Regions from separate parts of the Homo sapiens genome. Here region 2 is linked to region 1. The links are chromatin contacts, found by Hi-C or POLR2A ChIA-PET in ENCODE. All regions are on one chromosome and are shown on one strand. The core of a region is the stretch at or near the end of the contact, and the rest is flanking DNA. Distances in the headings are between cores, read along the strand shown. Region 1 holds the start of SSR4 (signal sequence receptor subunit 4). Region 2 holds the start of RENBP (renin binding protein).

Region 1 (4,203 bases), core at 409-2,908:
CGCTCTTCCTGCCCCTTCCAGGTGGGATATGCGAGACAGATCCAAGTGCTCGGTCACAAATGCAATGGCAACGTAGGCGGGATGGCTGTGAAGGAAGGCTGGGGAGGGGCAAGGCCGGCTTTCTGGAGGTGTGCAGGAAGAGCGAACTGGGGACAGGTGGGGGCTGGATTCACTGGACAATACATGCCAACACTTGGACCTATGACACGGAGGCCCGGGGGCCACGCCAGCCTCAATTCAGAGCCACAAACGGCCTGGACGAGTTACTGAAGGCATCCTCAGCAGAGACATCGGGGGTGGGGGCTGCAGGCAGGCAATGCACTGGGGCTTTCAAGATGAGAGAAAGGGTCTCTGCCCCCGGCCAGTTGACAGAAGGTGAAGACTGGCCCCAGCGTTTCCTGAAGAAGTAAACGGGAGAGACTCTGGTTCCAGAAGCACAACTTGTTAGCTGTGAGAGAAAGGACCTTGCCTTAGCCTTCTCCATAACCAGAGGCCCAAAGGAAAGGAAGGCTGCCGCCTACATCAGAGGGTGTGAAACAAAGGCTCCCCAAAGTGGGAATGTTCTCAGCCACCCGCTGTCCAAATGTGGTGCCCTGGCAGAACGATGGCTTCAGCAGAGGACGTCAGAGAAGGCTCTGGGTCTGGACCACAGGAGGCAGATCCCTAGGAACAGCGTGGAGGCAGTTCTCAGGGGCTAGATCCCGCCAGCCCTTCTGTGTCCTGCCTAAGTTGGGCCTGCTTCCTGTGGCGCAGGGGAGCCCCCGAAGGGTTTTATGGCCAGGCTTGTCCTCTGGATACGTCCCTGACTATAGTTCAGGGAATTCCTGAGGGGCAGATGAGGAGTGTGCGGAAAGGGAGGCCAGTTAGGCTGCCAAAACGTTGCAGGCAGCAAGGCTACTGGCCTGAAGGACGGCAGAAAAGGGAATGTGGAGAAAGCCGCCCCTGTCCAGTCCTGGCCCCCGGGCCCGGGGCTGGCTGCTGCAGCCACCTCCTAAACACACTCTGGAGTTCAGACCTCAGCCCCTCACGAATGCAAATCGACGGGACCCCTGGTCGGCTCTGCCGAAAACTCTGGTAAGGGTAAGGCAGGGCCCTCCGGAAAAGCCAGTCTTCGGCCTGGCACTCAAGGCCCTGCGCACCTTTGGCTCCCCATCTAACTCGCCCCGCTCTTGCTCCCTCTCCTCACTGAGGTCCCTTCCTAGCTTATGTGGCTCCTCCAGCCCCGTTTTTGGCCGCGATCGCTCAGCGCTACAGAGCTTCGCTCCGGTCCGACCCCGCAGGGAGCGGGAGCCGGGACATGTGTCACGTTCCGTGCTGCAGCTTGGGGGCCGGGCGCACCATGGAGGCTCGGGGACTCCTCTTCGTATGGGCAGACAAGGAAAAGCCTGGCTGCCGGTAAACGTGCGCGAGGTGCTTTGGTCCCCCCGTCCCAAGGCCGCCTGCCTCTCGGGGGAAGGCCCGGCCCGCAGCGACGGACCCTGAAAGGCCGGACCCCCGCATCCCTCCTGCCCCCAACACCACCTGCCGTGGGTCAGAGGCTCGCAAGAAAGAAGCCCCGGCTGGGCCGCTACCTGAGCAGCGGGAGAGGCTGGACAGCAGGAGCAGCGCCAGGGCGCCGAGAGATGCCATCGCCGCCATCGCCTCTTCTCTGCCTAGAGGAAAAGAAAACGAGCTCCCATGAACACGAGGGGCAAACGAGGAAGAGCGACGCGTAAGTGGCAGCGGCAGCCAATCGCGCACCGAACGGCTGGGCCGGCATTGTGACGTCTCTGGCAGCACTGACGTGGCCCCTCCCTGAGCCAGGGGCCCAGCTGGTCGCGGTCCCCCCCTCAACATGGCGGCAGCGGTGCTCTAGGCGCCGGAAGGGGGCGTGAATCGGTGCGACCGCGCGCGTGCGCAGTACCGGGTCCGCGCCTGTCCCCGAAACTTCGCACCCCGTCGAACTCTCGCGAGAGCGGTATCTGCGTGTCGGGACGTGCGGAGGCTCTCACTTTCCGTCATGGCGCTGAAGGTAGCGACCGTCGCCGGCAGCGCCGCGAAGGCGGTGCTCGGGCCAGCCCTTCTCTGCCGTCCCTGGGAGGTGAGCAGGGAAAGAGCCACGGGACCGCGGCAGCGGTCGCAGGGGAGCGGTGGGGTAGCCGCACCCGAAGCAGTCTGGAGTCCGATTGGCTAGGGGCCCCACCAGGGGCGGGGAAAGGGCTTCGCGCCGGGGTTGATTGGCCGCCTCCGCTGTCACTGAGGGGATTGGCCGAAGTTGGCCCTGGACCGGCTCCCCCAGGGGGTCTGCATCGGGTGGCGGGGGGCCCTCCGGACGGGCCGGGAGAGTGGGCCACGGCGGCTGTCACCTCCTTAGTGTCCTTGAAGGAGCCCTTCTGAGGCAGTCACTCACGTATCCCGGCCCGCCTTTCTCAAACCGCTTCGGGAATCCGGTTCCGGGACTCAAATTTCTCCACGGTTTCCTCTCTCGTGGACCGCTTTGCCACCTATCCCGGTGGCAAAGAACCGGACTTTGCCAGTCATCCCCCATAGTCCCCCAGTCTTAGAGCCCCAGATGCCTTCCCCTCGAGGCGCCTGGAATGGGAAGGAGCTAGGGTTTCTGAGGCTGCGGGGGTTTTGCTTCTGCTCTTCTCCGTGTGCGGTCTTGCGTATTCAGGTCCGAGTCTTCTTTCCTTACACTTATTTAAGAAGAGGTTAATTTAGGTCCTAGGTGGGCTGGAAACCATCTGAAGCAGCTGCCAGCCAGCACCTGGCCCTGATGGGTAAGAGGTTTGACCTCTAGGCCATGCTCCCACACTGAGCCACTGCGTGGCCTTAGGCCATTTCCTCCTCTCTCTGGGTTCTAGTTTCCCCTTTGGAACCCAGAGGGGAGGAGACTTCATGTTCTCAAAGGATCCTGTCAACTCTGACCTTCCAGAACTCCGTGACTTTGCGGCCACTCCCCAGGGACATCTCTACTTGCCATGTTTTCTCCTTCTGACCTCTGGGGGAGACTGCTTGTGCCTAATGAAATTCTCTTGACGATGCTGACTTCTCCCACCTTGCTGCTGAAAGGACGGCAGTATATAGTGGCTTTCCAGAGGCTCTGATGGCTCCAGCAACTGGGCTCCTGTAGGCTCTTGGTGAAGACATGTGTGCCTCCTCCCTGACCTCCCCTGTGTGTGTGCCTGTGTGTGCGTTGGGGTGGGAGTAGGGGACAGTGAACGGTGGGTAGCTGGGCAGTGCCTTGCCCTGAGACTGACCGTCCTGGGTGTGAGAACCCTTACAGAGGAACCCCAGGTCTTGAATCCCACTGATTTGGACGCCATAGGAAAACATGCAGCCACCATTGACACATGGTCCAACAGAAATATGCCAAAGACAGAAGCCTCAGCAGGCATAAGATGTGGGGTGTGGATGTTCTTTCTTTCCATGGAACCATGAAAGGGTGATGGGAGAGCGGGAGGCGTGTACATATTGCATCCTGCCTCACACTTGGCTCCTTTGATTGGTGGCTTCACAGGGAAGTCAGGGCACAAGGCAGAGCCTTTGCGACCTCCTGAAGGAAGGTGCCTGCATCTGTACAGTAAGGTCAGGGAAGTCCATCTGGAGCGCTCTCTGGGTCTTTTGCCAAAGCCCAAAGGAACACCTGGCACAGGGACCGGGTGGCAGAGAGGTTCAGCTCAGCCCTGGTGGTGATGTTGCCATCTGTGAGGGAGGTCCATGCTCTCAGGAGATTGGCTTGCTGCCACAGCTGAAGCCCAGGAGGAACTACTGCTGGGAGCTGCAGGGGTCCACCCGTGACCTCCCAGGGACACCAGCCTTGAACTCTGACCTGAGGGGCCAGTGGGGTGAAGGGGCAGGCGTGCTGTGTGGCACTAGCTACTGTGAGCAGCTCACACACCTCCTGTCCCCTAATCTTTCCAACAGTCACGGAAAGTAGGTACCTCCGTTCTGTGAATTTCAGATGAGGCCATGAAGCCATCTCAAGAAGAGTGGATGGTGGATTTGGACCGAGGCCTCCCTAGTCTCCAGATCTTTTTTCATTTTCTGATGTGCTTGTTCACTCAGGAAATGTTCCTTATGTGCCAGCTCTGGGCCAGGTACTGTGCTGGGTCCTAGGGTGACAGTATTGGACCACACTGACTTGGCCCCTCCTCTCGGGCTCAGGGGTTGAGGAGGGAGCAATGCAGTGATAACCTAGGGAAGGGGGTAAGTAGGGCCTTA
Region 2 (4,000 bases), core at 1,411-3,910, 150 kb before region 1:
TGTGTCTGGGGCCCAGATCTCCCTCCCTCCCCTCCTGCACTAGAGGATAGGATGGGGCAAGGGCCTGGCAGGTCACCAGCGGCAGCCTCCTTGGGTGGGTTGGGGGGAGGTGGGCTGAGTCAAGTACACCACGGGTACTGCAGAGGTGGATCCCTTCCTCTGGCTTCCTCTTAAATGTGAGCCATGCCCCCAAGGGGAAGAAGCAAGAGCTTGTGATCCAGACTGACCACCTAGCAGCTGGGTCGGTAGGACAGCTGGGATCCCGTGGGCTGAATTTGTACCAGGAGGCCCAGAAAGCTCCGGGGCAAGGTGGCCGGAGCAGCACAGGCCTAGGCGGGTCTGAGGGGAGTGACACCCTGCTTCTGGGGCCTGGTGCTCCTGGCGCACCTGCATTCCCCGCCCCCTCCAAGCCCCTGCCGCCTGCCTTTGTTTCCCCTACACACCTCTACTGCCCAGCCTTCCTCTCAGAGCACCCAGGCACTCCGCTACCAGAAGCTCCTGGAGTAACCAAAGCCTCCGTGTCTCCACCTGTGGCATGGGTGTGTGTGCAAGGCCCTGTCGAATGCGACCTCTTCTGGGAAGCCTCTGTCCTGTGGGGTCTGCTGTGTCATGTGGGGGTGGGGGGAAGCAGACTGGCCAGGGCTTGACACCAGGAGCCATGGCTCTGTCTTACCCACCGCACCAACTGTGACCTGCCTTGGAGCCTAGCCTCGCAGAGGCCCAAGGAGAGGGGTGGGAAAGTGTCCTTCAGAGCAGAGCGGTAGGAGTCATGGCTGGGGCTGGTGGAGGCCAGGGGCCACATGGGGCTGGCCCCAGAACCGAGGGGCCTTGCGGATTTGCCATACCTTTGGCAAATGGCGTTGTGGGCGCTTCGCCTGGTGGGGGTGGTACAAGGCTTCTTCCTACCCCACTTCTGTAGCTGGCACCTGTGGGGCTACCCACCCTCCGCATTCCTTCAGCTCACTTGTCTCACCGCGGCTGCATCACACTCCACAAGGCAAGGGCCACATCAGTCATGCCTCTGGTGTTTATCTGAAAATACCGCGTTTCCGTCTGAGGGCACCACTCAGTCTGGGGAGGCAGGAGGGAGGCTGGACATGAATGTGAACATGACAGGCCTGTGAGCAGGGCAGGTAGATACAGCCCGGCTGGGCACAAAGCTCATCCCCTGAGCATGAGCCGAGGCCGAGGGTGGGTGGGAGCACACAGAGGATGCCTCCCCAGCTGCCAGGGCATCAGCCTCATTACCAAGCACCCCAAAGGGGAACTGTTTGGGGTTGGGTGGGTCAGCCTGCAGCAGGGACTGAGACAGCCACTGTGGCATCAAAGACCAGCAGTGCAGTACCCACGCCCAGAGGCTGGAACCCATTTTGTGCACTGTTGGCCTGGAAGGTAGGAACCACCTCAGCCCAGCTGCCTTGTAGCATCATCGGGTCAGTCATAGAGCTACAGACAGATCTGGGCAGCTGGAAAACAGGCCCAGAGAAGGGGGGTGTGGGCTGTTACCTGCAGTTACTGTCTGGCCTTAGAGCTGTGTCACTTGTGTAAAGAAGTCAGTGCCAAGGCCGAGCGCGGTGGCTCACACCTGTAATACCAACACTTTGGGAGGCCGAGGCAGGTGGATCACGAGGTCAAGAATTTGAGACCAGCCTGGCCAACATGGTGAAAAACCGTCTACTAAAAAAAAAAAAAAAAAAAAAAAAAAAATTAGCTAGGCATGGTGGCAGGCACCTGTAATCCCAGCTACTCCAGAGGCCGAGGCAGGAGAATTGCTTAAACCCGGGAAGCGGAGGTTATAGTGAGCCAAGATCATGCCACTGCACTCCAGCCTGGGCGACAGAGCAAGACCCCATCTTGGGAAAAAAAAAAAAAAAATTAGCGCCAATGGCTGCCCATTACTGACTGTTGAGGTAGTTGGTGACAAACTGATTCAAAAGAGAGGACTTGCTAGGCTGGGTGCGGTGGCTCACGCCTGTAATCCCAGCACTTTGGGAGGCTGACGCAGGAGGATCGCTTGAGCTTAGGAGTTCGAGACCAGCCTGGGCAACATTGCAAAACCCTGTCTCCACTAAAAATACAAAAATTAGCCAGGCATGGTGGCCCACACCTGTGGTCCCACCTACTCAGGAGGCTGAGGTGGGAGGATCGCTTGAGCCTGGCAGGTCAAGGCTGCAGTGAGCTGCCTGGGCGACAGGACACTGTCTCAAAAAACAAAGAAACAAACAACAACAACAACAACAAAAACAGAACTTGCCTCCTGTCTACCCTGTGTGGTGACAGGTCAGAGGGACCTCTGCATTCAGGCCCACTAGCTGTTCCCTGTCCTGCTGCACCCCTGCCCCACAGGCTTGGTAGGGCCAAGGCCCTCAGCCGCCCTGCCGGGGCCCCTGGTGTAGGGCGGGGTGGGTGGCAGCCCCGTTCCCCCTCATCCCAGACCCTCCGGCCATCCCAGCTTTTCCCACCAAGCAGGATCTTGAGACCAGAGCTCCCAGCAGGGGCCCTGGAGGGACTGGCCCATTCGAGTGGAGGGTCGCGGCAGGAACAAGTGCGGGGGTCGGGCTCAAAGCCCCGCCCCAGGCCCAGCGGAACCCTGAAGAGGAGGGGGAGGGTGAGCCGGGCGCGGCTGTGTCAGCTGAGTGACAGTCACGGGACCGCGACCAACTCTGTCTGGCTTCCTAGAGGAGCAGGAGGGATGAGCAAGGGTCTCCCAGCGCGACAGGCCAGTGGTGGGGTGCTTGGGGGGAGTGCTGTCTTGGAGGGTCCCGGGGATGGTGACGTCTGAAGCCCCGTGCAGAGGTGGGGAGATCCCTGAGGGCTGGTTCCCGAGGCTGGGGGGGCCTAGGTCCCATGTGGGGGCTGCGCCTTCAAGCCCCATTTCCCCTAGGACATGGAGAAAGAGCGAGAGACTCTGCAGGCCTGGAAGGAGCGCGTGGGGCAGGAGCTGGACCGCGTGGTGGCTTTCTGGATGGAGCACTCCCACGACCAGGAGCACGGGTACTCGGCGTGCTTCTGGAGTCCTCAGCAGGGTTTTTGCCCTTCCTGAGGCCCCTTCTCACTCTCAGGCACCTCACAGATTTGCTGGCCCCAGAGGGGCAGGAGGGGCTGGCAAGGCCCGTTCCAGACTTTGCTAACCCTGCCTTCCCACAGGGGCTTCTTCACGTGCCTTGGCCGCGAGGGGCGGGTGTATGATGACCTCAAGTATGTGTGGCTGCAGGGGAGGCAGGTATGGTGTTCCCAGCCTGGAAGCTCAGGCACACGGCCCATCGCCTCAAAGGTCTCCCCACCTCACCCCAGCCGGCCACTTAAGCCACTTTCCCTCCCGTACCCCGCAGGTATGGATGTATTGTCGCCTGTACCGCACTTTCGAGCGCTTCCGCCATGCTCAGCTTCTGGACGCAGCAAAAGCAGGTAGGTGCCCCCTTCCTGCCCATCTCCCAGTGACTCCGTCCATGTTTACTCAACAGGGCACATGTGCGGAGTTCCTAGAGGGATCTAGAAGCAGCGAAGGACTTGGGGAGGCTCAAGGGTGGTGTGTGCGGGGCGTCCTGGCCTTACCCCTGGCATGCCAACCCCCCAACCTCCAGGTGGTGAGTTCTTGCTGCGGTATGCCCGGGTGGCACCTCCTGGCAAGAAGTGTGCCTTTGTGCTGACTCGGGACGGCCGCCCGGTCAAGGTGCAGCGAACCATCTTCAGTGAGTGTTTCTACACCATGGCCATGAACGAGCTGTGGAGAGCCACAGGGGAAGTGCGGTACCAGGTGTGTGAGAGGAGGGTGCCCCTGAAGACCCCACCCTGCGACCCTGCCATGGCCACCTGATGCATTCCCACTCACTACGCAAGTCCCCTCCCATGGACCCATCTGTGGGCCAAGTCCCCTTCACCTCTGAACGCTCCCCTACCCCCACAGGGGCGCAGACGGAGAGGGCCCTATCCACGCCCTGCCCCCAACTGGGAAAAGGCCCTTCCCTCCTCCCTGGGCTCCCTGTGCTGCCAGACCCTG

Evidence for each region. A loop is a pair of places that touch in the nucleus more often than their neighbours do. ChIA-PET counts read pairs that join two places held with the same protein, here RNA polymerase II (POLR2A). Pooled maps may share reads with other maps.
Region 2: a map of heart right ventricle shows a loop between it and region 1 (2.8-fold over the local background). The contact joins the promoter of RENBP here to the promoter of SSR4 in region 1. A Hi-C loop is called at or near these places in 8 of 168 maps with a recorded cell type or tissue (CD8-positive, alpha-beta T cell, GM18951, Ramos and 5 more), 8 of 37 single-sample maps with no recorded cell type and 17 of 50 pooled maps. POLR2A ChIA-PET finds 5 or more read pairs at or near these places in 7 of 52 experiments (AG04449, AG04450, H1 and 3 more).

Annotation. Positions count from the first base shown.
Region 1 is chrX:153,792,123-153,796,325 of GRCh38, reverse strand. SSR4 (signal sequence receptor subunit 4) reads right to left here and starts at 1,658. Exons shown (of 6, transcript NM_006280.3): 1 at 1,572-1,658. The coding sequence starts at 1,638. IDH3G (isocitrate dehydrogenase (NAD(+)) 3 non-catalytic subunit gamma) reads left to right here and starts at 1,951. Exons shown (of 13, transcript NM_004135.4): 1 at 1,951-2,080. The coding sequence starts at 2,000. RefSeq lists enhancers at 1,702-1,961, 1,861-2,588 and a silencer at 2,252-2,401.
Region 2 is chrX:153,943,303-153,947,302 of GRCh38, reverse strand. It overlaps RENBP (renin binding protein), which reads left to right and starts at 2,660. Exons shown (of 11, transcript NM_002910.6): 1 at 2,660-2,719; 2 at 2,885-2,994; 3 at 3,148-3,223; 4 at 3,333-3,408; 5 at 3,585-3,757. The coding sequence starts at 2,693. RefSeq lists a silencer at 2,418-2,477 and enhancers at 1,745-2,508, 2,688-2,817.